2 separate regions of the Homo sapiens genome follow, and region 1 is linked to region 2. Evidence: chromatin loops called from intact Hi-C (ENCODE). Cell type or tissue: GM12878. All regions are shown on one strand. Each heading gives the region's core, and the rest is flanking DNA. Links, peaks and the distances in the headings are about the cores only. Region 1 overlaps KCNIP4 (potassium voltage-gated channel interacting protein 4). Region 2 overlaps SLIT2 (slit guidance ligand 2).

Region 1 (8,347 bases), core at 88-8,087, 340 kb before region 2:
TAGAATATTAATTACATCATTATTCCTATGTAGTGCAAAAATGCCAAAATCGCCTCAATATGCAACAGTATGGTAAGTTCAATGGATGCATTATTATGCAGTCACTAAAAATCATGATGTAAAAAATGTTCAGGATATTTCCTAAAGTTAAAGAACATAAAATGCTATAATTTTGTCTTATTAAAACTTTATTTCTACGGTATATATGCTTATATAAATGACCAATATACTCTTACAGTAGTCAGATTATGGGTGATTTTCATTTTCTTTAATTTTTTTCTATAGAGGGCATATTTTCATGGAATAATCATTTGCTAATAATCAGACAAAATTTCATTAGAAAATAGAATACAGAACCATAAGGGTTAGTAGAAGCTTGCAGCAAATTCTCAGAAGATGGATGAGTGAGGCATTTCTTACTATCCCTAAACCCAGGAACCCTACTGCTTCTTGGATCCTTAGAAAAATCTAATGAAAAAATTCATGCTCAAACATTTAAGCTTCATTGTACTTGTTTACTTGAAGCAAGTAAACAGTCTTTAAAAATGACACCTGGGAAATGGAGACAATTTATACTGCTAAATGACTTGATAATCTTCATGTTACAACATCAGTGGGAGGCTGGGCTCACACCTGTAATCCCAGCACTTTGGCAGGCCAAGGCAGGATTGCTTGTGGCAGGGAATTCAAATCCAGCCTGGGCAACATAGTGAGATCCCATCTTTACAAAAATACAAAATAAAAATCAATAAATAAAGCATCAGTGGGAGAACTGTTTCAGAACACAGACACTTGGAGTATCTTTCAAACATGCCACAGGGATAGATATTCCAAACTCTTTACAAATCTGCATTCTTGTCTTCTTTCTGGCCATACCAGACTTCTTATTTTGTTTGGGGTAGACACATTAAGTGATCTCTAACAACAAAAAAAATGAGAATAGAAATGATGTATACCACTTTAAGACCTGGCCCATAAAAAGTTTCCATGTACTCTTTTCAGCGTTCTTTTCCTCCTTCTGGATGACACAGTCACAGAGACTGTTGGCGCCATATGTTAAAGTCACCAAATCTTCATTAGCCTCTGTCCCTAGAAGAACCATCAGCTGATCTGTACACTCACCCAAGATTGTTATGTGAATAAGAAATATACTACGTGGTTTTTAACTGTGTTATACAGGTTGACTATCCCTCATCCAAAAAAGCAAAATACTGTAAAATCCAAAACTTTTTGAGAGACAAAATGGCATTCAAAGTAAATGCTCATTGGAGTATTTCAGATTTTCAGGTTAGGTATGTTCAACTGGTGATGTGGTTATGCTTTGTGCCCTACCCAAATCTCATCTTGAATTGTAATCCCCATAATCCCCAGGTGTCAAGGGAGAGAGCAGGTGGAGTAATTGAATCATGGAGGCAGTTCCCCCATGCTGTTCTCGTGATAAGTGGGTGAGTTCTCATGAGTTATGATGGTTTTATAAGGGGCTCCTGCCTTTCACTCAGCACTTCTCCTTTCTTGCTGCCTTGTGAAGAAGGTGCCTTCCTTCTCCTTTGCCTTCCACCATGATTGTAAGTTTCCTGAGGCCTTCCCAGGGATGCTGACCTGTGAGTCAATTAACCTCTTTCCTTTATAAATTACCCAGACTTGGGCAGTTCTTTATAGCAGTGTGGAAATGAACTAACACAACTGCTGAGTGTAATGTGAATATTCCAAATCCCAAAAAATCTAAAATCCAAGACACTTCTGTTCCCAAGCATTTTGATTAAGGGACATTTGAAGGCCTAATTTTACAGCAGCAAGAGTTAACTAATACAGCACATTGTTTATGTTTTACACTTTGCTGCACATGCAGCCTGGCCAAATTCATTCTTGATAGAGAAGTAGAGAGACCACTTTTATGGAGAGATCACTGCACAGAAGAGGTGAAGAAAAAGTTACAGAATGTATACCATCTTGTAAATCACTAGCATCTTTTTCTCACCTGAAGGTTTAAAAAAATGCACTAGTTTCAATAAAAAATCTCTGGGAATAAATAAAAGATCATCATTCTTGGATTTGATTTTTTAATATTTAGTTATTGGTCTTTGCTATGGTCTGAATGTTTGTGTCCCTTTAGAACTCATATGTTGAAATCCTAACCCCCAATGTGATAGTATTAGGAGGTGGGGCCTTTGGGAGATGATTAGATCAGGTGGACAGAGACTTCATGAATTAGATAAGTGTCCTTTTATAAAAGACCCCACAGAGCTAGCTCGCCCCTTCCACTATGTGGGAACACAGCTAGAAGATGCCATCTATGAACCAGGAATGTGGCCTCATCAAGCACTGAATCTGCTAATCCTATGGTCTTAGACTTCCTAGCCTCCAGTACTATGAGAAATAAATTTCTATTGTTTATAAGCTGCCTAGTCTATGGCATTTTGTTAAAGGAGCCTGAACAAAGACAGTCTTTATTCTTCTAGTTGGATAGAGGTTCCATGATGGGAAGACCTTTGACTGGTTTATTGTAGCAGTCCCAGTTCCTAGAAGACTCCTGGAATAATAGGCATACAGTATGTGTTTGTAGAGATGTAAACTAATGTAATGAATATAAGGTGGATAAAAACAAATTTATCTGGTGAGACTTTCCACCCTGAAACTTGGCCAGTAGTTTTCATTTGGCAGAGAAAAGGTTTCCTCTGACACAGATATGTGATTAAACATAAAACACATGCATATCAGATAGTCAGTTTACAAATTCATTTCACATTATATCTATCAAATATATCTAGAGACTGAAGGCAGCTAACAAATTTGTTGATGCAGAGGTCCCTTTGCTTGAAGTCCTCTTCCTTTATCAGCATCAACTTTTAACTCCCAGGCAACTTTCCAGCTCTAACTTTGCACAAGCTTGCCACCTGATGGCAGAGAGCCAGGTATTTACTCTCTCCTTACTATCCCAAGCAACTGGCTTAGCATTAAATAGCCAATAAATCACAATTTCCATGTGTGAGAGGGTCTAACTGCAAAGTGTTTAGTCTTAAAATGGGTCCATTGGTGTCAGCTAGATAGATAGTCAAAATGTTTGAGAGATTAGCTGTATACATACCACCTTTGGAGTTGTAGCTATTGGTTGTTAATTCATTTATGTATTAGGGTCCTTCAGAGAAATGGAACTAATAGGATGTGTGAGTATAAAGAGACTTATTAAGATATTGGTTCACACTTTGTGGAGCCTTGGCCAGCTTGATATCTAATGAAGGGGTCTGGCAAGCTGGAGCCTCAGAAAACAGTTACAGTTCAAGTCCAAAGGCAGGGTGCTGGTGAACAAGGGAAGCCAATATTACAGATGATGTCTGAAGAACACTCTTTCTCTGGGAAGGTCCGTCTTTGTTCTGTTCAGGCCTTAAACTGATTCAATGAGGCCCCCTCACATTGTGGAGGGCAATCTGCTTTACTTAAAGTCTACCAGCTTAAATGTATTGAAAGTAATAGCAAAAGCCGCAATTTTGCATCAATGTAATAAATCTCAAAAACACCCTTACAGAACTATCCAGAATAATGCTTGACCAAACACTTGGACACTATGGCCCAGAGAAGTTAAACACATAAAATCAACCATCACAGTTCACTTGCTTGCTTGCTTGCTCATTTGTTTTTGGTTGTTTTTTTCTTTACTCCAATTCTCTTAGGTCCTTGAGGTCATCATTATTTCCACAGGGGTCATCTAATACGAAACCTTGTCATGACCTGGAGAGTTCCAAGCCCACATTCCAGCTTCCCCACTGGCTTAGTGTGTAACAAAGTGCTTTGCCACTCAGCACCTCCAGTTCTGCCTCTGTGAATGCAGCTATTTTGCCTACCTAAGCTCATCATTAACAAATGGGATAAAACCATATCGAGAAGCTCTGTAAACACAAATTCACATTGAAACTGTTAACACTGTTTATGTATCAAAGGTCCTACCTTTCAAAACAACAAATGAGAAAATAGAAAATTCTGCAGGTGAAGCACATTACAGTTGAGTAACTGACTCACTGGAATAAAGAAAGTAAGTTTATTAGTGAGGGAACAATGATTTTAAGGGTTAAGTGATGTTTTAAATACTACCATAGGTGATTGATAAAGATGCTGGAAACAGTATCAAATTTAGAGTACACAGAATATTCATGTCTAAAGTCAGGTCTGTTGGGGAGTTAGCACACCATTCATCCTTCCCCAGTGAACTTAGTCCTGGGTGGACGTTAGGTGGCGTGGGAGTGCTGTGACAACTAGAGTCAGGGGAGCTCTGATCACATGGGACTGTTCATGAGAATCTACTAAAAGAGACTAAACAGAACTTACCACTTCTCCACTTACAATGTGCAGTTGACTCTTGAACAACACTAGTTGGAAGTGTGTGGGTCCACTTATATGTGGATTTTTGTCAATAAATATAGTCGCCCCTCTGAATTTGCAGCTTCAGCATCCACTGCCAAATGCAGATCAAAGATACAGGATAGGAAGGACCAACTTCTCTTATCTGCAGGTTCTGCAGTGCCAAGTGTGGGACTTGAATGTGCATGGATTTTGGTATCCGCGGTGGTCCTGGAAGCAATGCCCCAAGGATAACAAGGGATCACCATACAGTTAATATCTCACATGATTCAATTCTGGGCTATCATGTGATTGTCAGTCTCCACCACTCAAGGGGCCTCTACGCCTAAATTCTTAACCACACTGGTTCTTATAACTCCAAAAAATGGAGGAATTTCCAGAGATTGGGGGACAATTTGCTTGCTCAAACCTTATATTCTGCACCAAGGCAGCCCCCTTCTGACACTTTAAAGTTTCTTTTTTTCTTTTTTTTATTAGCAAAAATGCCAAAACCACTCTCAGAGGGCTAACCTTGCCCTGTGGCCCCTCCAGGTCAGTTGTCCAACATGGGTGTAGTTCCCAAGATCAATGTCCATCATTCTTTGACAAGTTGACCCAGGGACAAAGGTGGGGATCTATTAAGCCCAGGCCAGGCCATTTCTTTGCAGACTCTCCTTTCCGGAAGTTCAAAAATATGGGGTTCTATCTCACCCAAGGTCACTTGTTACAAAACCATGTCTTGGGTATGCCTAGACATCCTGTTAACAAGCATTAGTATCTATTACTGGTTGAAGCTTCTTGAGCCACTAGAGATGCCAATAGAGTAATTCTGCCATTGAATCGAAGATTATGTGAGTTCAGAAAACCTTGAAAGGACAAAACCAAGATTCACCAAAGACTATATTATAAACATCTTGCAACATGCTTGCTGTGTGAAAAATAATGCAATTTCCTTTTACTTTATAATAAACATATGTGTTCTTAAAAGCAGCACTGTGTTTCTGAATACATTACACCTACTTTGATACTCAATATGCAAAGATATTTACATCTACGTTTTTTTTTCTTGTGAGAACTGGAACAAACATAAGTTTATAGTGTGCTTTTATTCCCTTTGTAATAATGGATGAATGGTTAATTTTCTTGGTGCAGCTTTGCATGGTAGACAGTTCTGTTTCAAAATGTGCAAAAAAAATTCAGTTTTATGAACACTTTGCTCATATTGCTTCTCTGCCACTTTCCCTAGGAATGCCCCAGTGGTGTTGTTAATGAAGAAACCTTCAAAGAGATTTACTCGCAGTTCTTTCCACAGGGAGGTAAGTACAAATGTGGACTTGTTAACATACTATCAGAGTTACAATTATGCTTGCAGTGTTGAGTTTAATTTTTCATAGCATGATGCTACATTTTTAATCGTTATGTAAAAGAATTAATGCACAGCATGCAAGTGTATATAATTTTTAATGTACCATAAAAGCCAGCGACTTAGAAATTATCAAATATCCAAGAGGCTGCTCTTTAGTTTAATACAACTATTACTGTGTGCCCAGTACTGTGGCTCTCAAATGCACAATGTTTTCTGACTATTATGAGGGTGCTCAAAAATGCCACAAAGCTCATTCACATGCATTGTAGGTCTCACTTGATTCTCCCAACTCTGAAAATTAGGAAAAATGTAATTATCCTCAATTTATAGATATGAAATCTGGGGATTGGAGAAGGTAAATGGTTTGCTCAGGGCCACATATTGACTCAGTGGCAGATCTGGGTTATAACCTAGATTTTCTGCAGCCTCCCCTTGTATATTTTCTGCTGTTCCTCTTTCTTTCAGTAATTCTTTACTGTGCTCCCTCATCTGAGAAAATTAAAACCATCCTAGATATTATTTTAATTGGAAAGAAAACACAAGGATAGCGTAATGATAATACATGCATGTTAGAGATGAGTGAAAAGATATTCTTGCCATTGGACCTTATAGTTTTTCTTTCAATTACCTAACAGATGCCCAACTTATATTTGTCCCACAGCCTATGGTGTGCCTAGCCATGCATGAGGTGCTGATCACGTAGGGGGAATTAAGAGGAATAGGATGTAATCTCTGCCCAAAAGAATGTTATACCTAGTGTAGCAGATGGACAATGTCAAACTCAAGTATAACTGTGATTATGGGAGTTAAAAAATAATATTCTGAGAGCACAGTGCTGGCATGATTAAATTAGCTGCAGGACAGAGAGGACATAAAAAGAGACTCTCCAGATGAGTTGAACCTGAGCTGAAGTTGTTGCCATTCAGAAAGCATCTAATATGTGCCTGTCCCTGGCATGCCTCACCATCCAACAACCCTACCTATAATCCTCATTTTTTTAAAGATACACACGTGGAAACTAAGGTGCAGAGAGTTTGATCCATTTCCAAAGTGTATAGTCTTTCGCTCTCCCATTATACCTCTCAGGAGAAGTTCACTTCTGAGTATGATGTCTTCCCGCTTTAAAAGGCAGTAGGGACATGACATTTTAGGCAAATGGGGTGTAAACAAAGGGTCAGAGCATAGAACTGAAGATGGGCATTTGCAGGAAATTGCCAGGATTTGGGTGTGGCTAGGGTAGAGAGTGTACAATGGAGGGTGAAATGTCCTAGAGAGTCAAGGATGCCATATGAAGAAATGGGACTTTATCCTTGAGGTGATGCAAAGCCACTGATAAGTTTAAGTGGGATCTTTTACAGTCAGATTTGATTTGTGTTTGGGATACATTTCACTGATAGGTCAGTGGAAGATTAACTTGAGGTCAGCAATACTGCAGGCAGGGAGACTAATTAGAAGATTACTGCTGTAGGAGGCAAAACAATAAGGTCTTTAAATAAGTATATGCATAGGAGAAAATGAGAAGTGGGGACAGATTACAGACATATTTAGATGACAAAAATGGAAGAATTTAGTGATGAACTAACTTTTTGTGGCATAAAGAGATGAAGAGAGGAGTTTGTGATACCTTCCAGGATTCCATCATGGACACCAGGTGACTCTTTACAGGAGGAATAGGGCGATAATGATCTCAGTTTTGGACAAATTACATCTGAGGTGCCTGTGGGGATTTAGACTCAACAAGAAGTTGGCACAAATGTGAGGCTCAGAGGACAAGTCAGAGAAAGAGATAGAGATTTGAGAATTATTAATCAAGAAGTAGTGGTTAAATCCATGATGTAGATGAGGTTACTGGGGGAATTATAAAAGGTTGCAAGCTCCATGAGGCCAGCATGAAACTCCAGAACACATGTCAAGAACCATAAGGAAAAGGGATCAACAAAGGAGACAGAGAATGAACAGTTTATGGAAATAAACACAAGAGAGATAGATAGTTCAGAAATGAAATGATGAAGTCCAGTAAGGTAAGGATCAGAAGGTCTCTTTGGGATGTGGCAACATGGGAGTCATTGTTGGGCATGATCAGGACAGCCCAAGTGCCCTGGATGAACTACTAGGGAGTGGAGCGCACAAGCAGAAGCCAAATTGCAGAGGGTGAAAAGGACGATGAGAAGAAAACAGCGACAACCAATAGAGACAGCACTTACAAAAAGCTTTGCTGGAAGAGTGAAGTGATGAGGAAACTGATCATAGTGCTGGGTAGATACCAGTGGAAGACTTTATCTTTTAATGTAGAAAAGACTGGACATTGTTTATACACAGGGAAGACTGGTAAAGAAGGAGATGTTAATAGCTTTAGGATAGAAAAGAAAAGAGATAAATAGGATTCAGAATTGGAGGAAAAAGATAGTGATGCGATGGGATAGTGGAGTCCATGAATCGGGAGTTCAGGAAGAAGGTTTTATCTCAAGACAAGAGGGAACCATCTAGTACTTCCTTTCAACTTTGACATCTACTCAATATAGGGGACAACTGTTTCTCTCTGTTATTATGGCCAGAGTTGACTTTGCCATTGACCTTGCCAACACTTTTTTTTTTTTTACTACTTTCCACTTAAAGGAGCCACCGTTATCTCCTGCCAAAATAAACACA
Region 2 (8,347 bases), core at 67-8,066:
GTTTGGAGCTGCTTCATTCAAGCATGTGTTGGTTAAGCCAAAGTCAGCTGCCATGTGTTAGGTACCACACTACACACTGAGGATGCAATGGTGAAGAAGGAGCAACCCTGTTCTCAAGAAGCTCACAGTCTATAAGGGAGCACTGAGCAAAACACTCATTCACACATTAGTCTAATAGGAAAAAAATCACAGGTTTACAGAGAAGCTCCTAAGGTGACAGCAAATCCCAAACTGAATTGTCAGGGATAGCACAGAAGAGTCTTGAAAAACTCATGGTCATACAAAGGATTGGCATAGGAGGGAGAGGCAGGCAGAGAAAGGGACATATGAAAAAGCATGGAATCTGCAGCAGCTGGAAATAATGCTACACTTGAGTTTTCTCCATTTACTACTTTAAGTTTTCAGCAAAAGTACCACTTTCTCATGTAAAGTGTTCATATAAAATCTGTTAACTTTTTGGATATTTGAAAGACTAAAGCATTTCCTAGGGGCTTAAAGTTGAACTCACTAAAAGGAATTTCTATGTATTAAGAGTGGCTTTTCCCTTTACAAACGGATTTATGGACAGGAAGATTTGGAAAATAATATTTTTAGAAAGTAATTTCCAGCAAGTTAAAATTGTATCTAATCAATATGACATTTCTTTAAACGGGATCCTTGTTCTCTACAGTAGATATACACCACACACGTGTATAAACTTATTTTTTCTGAGACTATTTCATTCATATAAATAATAGCCATTAGAAACTTGGAAGGTATTTATAGAAAAAAAGACTTGGTGAAAGCTCAGGAGAAATGGACAATGGTTTTATTTGTTTATTTATTTATTTTTTTGATAGTGTCTCGCTCTATCTCCCAGGCTGGAATGTGGACAATGAGTTTTTTAAAAATGACATTTAAAAAACCTTAAACAAAACAGTAACAATAACTCTGCAAAAATACAACAAAATAGGACAAAGCATAAAACTTTGTGAAAAAATTAAAACTTATTGTTTAAATACAAAGTCATTAATTAAAAAAATAAGGTTTGCCTGTATCCACAAAGTCTGAAGGTCAAAAACAATCCAGAAATTGCTACAGCTAAACTAAAACTTCATGAGCACTCATAATAAACTTCAAACACTGTTTAAAACATACCAAAAGTTCAGGGAAAATAAGCAAACACCATCCTTTGGGAAAAAGACAAGGGTTTTCATGAGACAAATTATGCCTTATCAATCAACTGAAATATTTAGAAAGAATAAATATGTAAACCAAAAATATATAGACACACTTTATTTGGACTTGCAAATCTGATATTAGTAAAGTCTCATTCATTGTTACTTTAAAATTTGAGTTACCACGGTACTGAGGTGGATTGATAAATACAGAAATATCCACTAAGGGATATATAGAGATGAAAACAAAAGGTAATGAACACCTGGTAAATCTCTGAAAGCAGGGGGGCCTCTCACAGAATGTTAACAAATGCTTCTGTGACTGTTTATAAAAATATACAAATGCCCAAAAGCAGATGTGCACATTGACTTTGTTTCTTAGTGACACACTTGGCATTAAAACAATTTCAACTAGAAAATAGATTTCTATGGAATCATGCTAGATTTCTGTATTTTGATTGTCAAATCTAAGCATTTTAAAAAAATTAGACGACAAATAGAAAATGACATGTATGTTCTGTGAATAAATGGTTACTACAGTATTTGAGAAAAACCCATACATGTGAAATTTTATTGTATGAGATGTTATAACATGCCTGGTATTTTTGAAGTTTATGGAAAAACTCATGGGCTTTTTGAATCATTTGAACTTCTTGATGTATTTTCTCAAATTACTTTAAACATTTTTTCTACACTAGAATTTTATTCTGGAATTCCATAGGTATTATGATGGGTAAGTAATCTAATTCAGAAAGAAGACCTGTCAGAGAACAATAAAACTTTGTCATTTTCATGAAGTTAAGGTGCTTTGAAATTGATAAGCAGATAAAAGTGTTTTATGGTTAGTTTGTACTAACTTGATCAATTTAACATTCCTGGAAGGTGGCAGTAGTTGATGGAAAAGTGTGCCAATAAAAACATTAGTTCCACGTATGTTCTATGCCAACTCTGAGTAACATGACAATGAACAAATGGTTTCATTTACACATTTAATTTACTAATTTTATGAAGCAATCTAAAATATTCCCTTTTCTAGAAGAATCAATCTTTAAAAGTAAACCAATGAAGAGAGAGATTGCCAATAGATTCTTTAACCATATGAAATTCGTATATCAAGTTGATCACATGAGCCAAAATTACATTCCTTTAAGGAAACACATGTAATGCAAAGTGACACTTAAAACTCAAACATTTAAATGAACTCATAATCATCCATTCTTAGTGGTGTAAATACAGAGTAAGCTTAGAATTTTCCTTACTCATAAAGATAATTTTAACATATAACATTTATATTTGCATTATGTTTATGAGTTCTACCTTCAATATTTGATTCCGTCATTCGGTATACAAATGTTTACTGTCTGACCCTTAAATGCCAATCATAGTACTGAAGGTTTAAGAGAAAGGTCCCATGTGAAATTGTGAGAATCAAAGGCAGACCTCTTGTGGTCAGTGAGAATTCTACCACTTCTCCATTTGTAATCAGGAGCACTCTCTTCTTCCACCTTGAAATATAATTTAAATCCTAAACGACAAATTTGTGTAAACATGTTAAACTTTGTATTTCTCAAATTCTAATTTAGTCACACTAAAATTATAAATTATAATTTATAATTTCCTGAAATTATAAATTATAGTATACTTTTTAATAAGTTCTTTACTTTGGTAAATATTCGGGGATGTTGCAGAAAATGTAAATAATGAGTATTTCAATTATGTTCACTAAGGGTATCTATTTAAATCTTTCCATTGTCCTAAGTCTCCTTTTCTGGTTTTTAAATATGCCTCCTTTATCTCAATTAACTTGGTTTTCTAGAAATTAAACAAAATAAGATCATCCCCAATCTCAGTGTTTCCCCTATGTCTGTACGTGGATTTACTTTGGCTGTAGTCTAAAAATTTGGGTCTAGTATATGCAAACTGTGAGTCACTCCTCTGGGAGAAGGCATGAAAGAAACATGGGGGTAAACCAGAAGACACAAGCATAGTAGAGATTGGGATAGCGATGTCATAGAAAGCATTAAAAAACTTAAGGAACAAGAAATAAAGGCAAGTGAATAGGTTAAACATACATTTTCTAACCACCTCCTCCCACCCCCCACCACAATAAGCAATTTTAAATAGAGTGGCTAAAGTTAATAGTGCCACATGGGGAAAAAAATCAGAATGATATTGAGTATTCTGCACATCCACTTCACTCCGACCTCTATTTCCATTCTCATTTTCCACCCTTCTTTCCTTCATTGATGCTGGCCTCCTTTCTGCTGCTCAAAAATCCTGCCTCGTTGCTGCCTCAGATCTCCCAGATGTAAAGTCACCTTTATGGCAGTCTGGCTCCATCTCATTCAGGCCACTGTGCAAATGTCTTCTCAGAGAGACTTGCCCTGATCAGACCATCTGAAAGAGCCTCTCATGCCCCCTTCTGCCCACTGCCTCTCATTACACTAAAGCCATCTTAATTATTTCGTTATTTACCTGTTAACATTAGGATGTAAGCTTCCTGGAAGCAGTGATGGTGACCTGTATTGCATCATTTGAAATTGCCAGCTTTTTTTGGTCAATCAAAATGATCAAATAGTGGCAATTTCCTATGGCCAAAATGAATATTCTTGTGTATGAAACTGAGTAAAAATGTATGACTAATTAAAAGTTCCTCCACTAATTTTCACTTTAACATGTATTTCTTTTCCCCCAAATAGCCAAAGACAGATGAGGGACTATGCCCATGTTAACTATTCCAGCTATGTTAATTCAAGCCTGGATTAATTATGATCTCATCTTGACTTCTCTACTAAAAGTCAGACAGATTAGAAAATATTTTTGTTTTCATAGCATACTATCTATAATTCACATTGACAATGCACGCAATTTGCAATTTTTTTGTGATACAGATATATCAATATATAAATTTGAGTCATCTCATTGAGATGACAATTAAAACGTATTATGAAGTGTGAACTTGGATCGAGGAAGAACAAAAAGGAGCCAAGAAATGAACTCTGAAATCTTGGTAGTGACAGAGCACCAGGCCAACAGCAACATGTTGTGGAGGTGTTCCGTCCATGCATCCATTAGAACCATGTGGAAACAATTCCTGTAGATCCCTAATAAGCATAGGCTGACTTTTCTGACAAAAATGAACAAAAAACCAAAGCATAGATCTGAAAAGCAATCTTGCATGCACATGCACAGGTGCTGTCAAATGGAGAAAGGGAAGGAGGGAGGCAAAGAAAACATTCCGTTAAGAATTGCAAAATGCTTAGAGCCTCTTGACATCAGAGCTGGATTTCATGGGCTATGTTAGTGAATTGCAAGACTTATCAGCTTGCTCACAGGATCCCTCTCATCTCATTACATTGTAAAAATAAATCTATTTATATTTTTCTTAATCTTTTGGGGGCTGGGGAGAAGGGAATATCGATACTTCCAAAACAAGTCTCTACAAAATATGAAAGAAATGATTTACAATGCATTTTAAATGGCTTTGTAAGAAAATCTGATCCATGCTTTCAAAAAAGTTTATCGTTAAATTTAAAGCTTTCCTTCTAACTCCTTCATATGTTGCTCCTTTTAATGTCAACAGGAAATCAACAATGAAGAAGAGACATATGGTGAAGGGAGGGACAGAGGAACTCATCGTGAATCAGCTCTCTCCACTGCAGGCAAGAAATGAAAAGTTTATATTTTTAAATGTTACTACAAAATGTTCCACTGGCAAGCCTGGGAATTCTAAGTGGCATGAAAAGATCAGACTAAAGTCACTTTCAAACATACCTGGGATCTGAAAGCTGTGACTGACTTCTTGGAAAAGGCGAAAGTCTGATACATATTTTTCAATAATGACATCCCTCATCCTTCACCAAATCCTTCATCAAATTTAGGAAACTGAAGGTCATCCCCATTTTAATATCTGGGCTAAAATGCTGACACTACTAATTACCTTTTCTTTTAATTCCCTCCATTCTACCTCCAGGTACCAGTTTCAGAAAATCAAAAAATGGTGTTTTAACTTGCTAGGGATGCCATCAGAAAATACCACAGACTAGGTGGCTTTAAGAACAGAAATTTATTCTCTCATAGTTCTGGAGGCTAAGAAGTCCAAGATTAGGGTGCCAGCATGATCTGTTTCTGGCAAGGGCTTTCTTCCTGGCTTTCTTCTTGCTGTATCCTCACACAGCAGACAGAAAGAACAAGCTCTCTGGTGTCTCCTCTTATAAAGACATCGATCCCATCATGAGAGCCCCTGGCCCATTACCTCATCTAAATCAAATTGCCTCCCAAGTACCCCCCTCTAAATACCACTGCATTGGAGGTTAGGGTGTCAACATTTGAATCTCTTCCTCCCTTTCTTCCTCCCTTTTTTCTTTCTCTCCCTCCCTTTCTCTCTCCTTTTCCTTCCCTCCTTCCTTCACTTCTTTTTCTGTAAATGTCTTATTCTCTGTGTCTTAGTTTCCACATCTTTAATCTATGGCCTCTAGTTCCTAGGGTTCTACAAGGATAAAATTAGGCAATGTTTGTAAAACACTTGATACCTAATATTGGTTAAATAAATAAAATATATTATTTTCAGGTAAAGTTGAAGGACCATGAGGGCACAACTTAGTGTCTGCATAGTAACTGGCATACAAAGTGTTGCATCAATATTTGTTGAATGAATTAATAGTGAAAGACTAATCACTTGGAAAAGGAAGCATAGTGAGTGCTTCTGTAAGTACAACATGATTCTCAAAGGCTTCTTGGAACTAAACATCTGCCTGAATCCAAAAGCACCAAGTTAAAAGTGTGGGTCAGTCATGTACTCACAGTTGTAGTATGTGGACAGAGAAGACCCTAACCAAAACCTATTGCTAAAAATGTACGCATTAGAAGTGAGAAAAGTGGAGTTGTGTTCGGGTAGTTATTTAAGAAGACAGTGCAATGAACTATGAGCCTAAAGAAGGATGAGTAGGGAATGATTTGGATATTAGAGACAGTGGTTATCATTTATTGTTCAAATCTACCATTTGAAGTGCCTGGTTTGGCCCTATTTTATTTCAAGAACCCATAGAGACAGCTGCACAGAACCTGCATGAGCCATGTTAATGTTCCACATTGACTTACTTTAAATCTGTGACCTTTTCTAGGACCAAAAGAAAGGGTAGACATAGGCGCAAGGAAATCTCTGAAAGCTAGGACTCATCCTATGATATAGAAAACCGTGTGAAGGTTACAAAACACACCATCATCGATCTCTCCTGTTCTTAATATTCAACTTTAATGCAAGCTGTAATCGGAATGCAGCCACCATTTTTGAACTTCTACTCTATAACAGTCACTGTATTTATTTTTGCAACACACACACACACACACACACACACACACACACACACACACAGCTTAAAACTTACCCTTAACAGCAACACAGCCAGGTATATGCCATCTTCCCCATTTTAAAGGTGGGAAAATTGAATATCAGAGAGGTTATGTCAATTGCTTTAGGTAATACAGGCAGCAAAGAGAAAATCTGAGGTTGGAGTCCAGTGTATTCCAGATCTGAAATCACTGTTCTAGTCTCCTTTTTCCCAAGAACAACTGGAGAAGCCCATGGGAATTTTCAGTTTCTCTGAGTGGCTTGTCACATTAATCCAGGTAGAAAGAAATAGTAAGAGTAGTAAGTAAATCATTAAATAATTATACAGTTTTAGACATTTATAAGCATACATACACATATGTGTGTACATGTATGTAAGCACATTTTTATTAAAATAATTTAAATGTATAAAAATTATAAGATATGAAATCACACATATACAAAGGAATTACGGGGGTTCTTGTGACATTTATTGGCTTTCAACAGTTGACATGTCTTCTAGATACTGTAGAAGTATTTGTGTTCTAAGACACCACCGCAAGTGTTACTATACTGCACTATTTACAAATGTTTTGAAATTGAAAGTGTGTATAATACTTCCTTACAAGGTGGAGCAACATTGTGAGTCACAATGGTGCCATCTACTGGGAAACTGGTAAACTATGAAAATAGAGAAAATGGTATGCATTTAAGGGAAACAGAAAGTATCGTACTCTGATATCCTTCCTGTTCACTAAAAAATTCCAATAATTAGTTTTTTTCTGTGGGGCGGGAGATGAGAGTTCATGGGTACAGTTAATATGCTGGAAAGCAAACAGTTCACACCATAATCCTTTCACATTTGTTTTCTCTCTTTTAATTTGATATCATTTGTGTATGTGTATGTGTGTGTTATTTTTCCTACTATTTACCCGAGCCAGAAATAAGAGAAAATGACTTTTCAGTAATTAAAAACAAATTTCAATATGTGACAACTTAGAGTTGTTCTCAATCCTAATATGCAGTTACTTCTCCCAAGAAATTCCCAGGTATTAATTTAAAAAGTCTTTGATGTCTTAGTTTGCACAACATATGCTATCGGGTTTGAGTTAATAAAATCATCCTCAAGTTTTCACTGTGGGTTGTCAAAGGCTCTTATGACACCTTTTCATCAAAGTAAATTAAATATTCATTGTATCCCATAGTAGATCTATTGGCCGCCCTCAGTATAACTAGGCTTTTGGAGTGAGAATAATACAAAAACGTTTCATTACTGGTGTTTCTTTCAGCTATGTATAATGGAGAAAACTAGGACCTTACATAGATACCTTCATAAAATGACAGAAAGCAAGTCTTAATTAACCACGTGTTTTTTTCTACACATAAATTTGCTATAATACATTTTGAATCCTTGTCTCTAGTCCCATCACCACCCAGGACTTTCATAGACCATTTTATCTAACCATGTATAACTTCAGAGAATTAAAACTAACAACAGCCGAAGTGAAAAAAGCGTGATCCTGTCAGATAAGCGGTTTTAAAATTTTTATTTGTTTGGCCTCCTATGTACAGAGTCATCCATTCCCATGCCAATTCAACTGATATTGATGGTCAGACCCCACTACATACCAACATTAAGACAGAAAATGTCTCTGCCTCTTCCAGTGGTACACTCTACTATAGGAGAGACAGGACAACCCCTTAAGATCATTTCATACAGTGGAAAGTGCTGAAAATTTAACAAGGTGAAAGATAGTTATGGGCTACAGTGGAGCATAGTAGGAACACATATGCCATTTAGGATGTGAGTGATTATAAGGGCCACAAGAAGAAGTGATTTTTGTACACATCAAAGGGATAA

Evidence for each region. A loop is a pair of places that touch in the nucleus more often than their neighbours do. Peaks named below come from ENCODE experiments on the same cell type or tissue, not always from the same donor. Only the 100,000 strongest peaks of a DNase experiment are listed, where the experiment ranks them.
Region 1: a loop joins it to region 2, with 7 times the contacts of the local background. A loop is called at or near these places in 5 of 110 quality-filtered maps.

Annotation. Positions count from the first base shown.
Region 1 is chr4:20,756,122-20,764,468 of GRCh38, reverse strand. It overlaps KCNIP4 (potassium voltage-gated channel interacting protein 4), which reads left to right. Exons shown (of 9, transcript NM_025221.6): 4 at 5,579-5,648. It also overlaps a transcript of PACRGL not described here. Among named protein-coding and RNA genes, the nearest start is that of PACRGL, 60 kb to the right of the region's middle. In GM12878, for the core only: a CTCF peak has its summit at 4,232; no DNase peak of the experiment used is centred there.
Region 2 is chr4:20,417,852-20,426,198 of GRCh38, reverse strand. All of the region lies in intron 4 of SLIT2 (slit guidance ligand 2), which reads right to left. Among named protein-coding and RNA genes, the nearest start is that of SLIT2-IT1, 30 kb to the right of the region's middle. RefSeq lists enhancers at 7,025-7,074, 7,195-7,264. In GM12878, for the core only: CTCF peaks have their summits at 3,588 (motif pointing left) and 7,154 (motif pointing left); DNase peaks (open chromatin) are centred at 3,590 and 7,098; H3K4me3 peaks cover 390 bases; H3K27ac peaks cover 569 bases.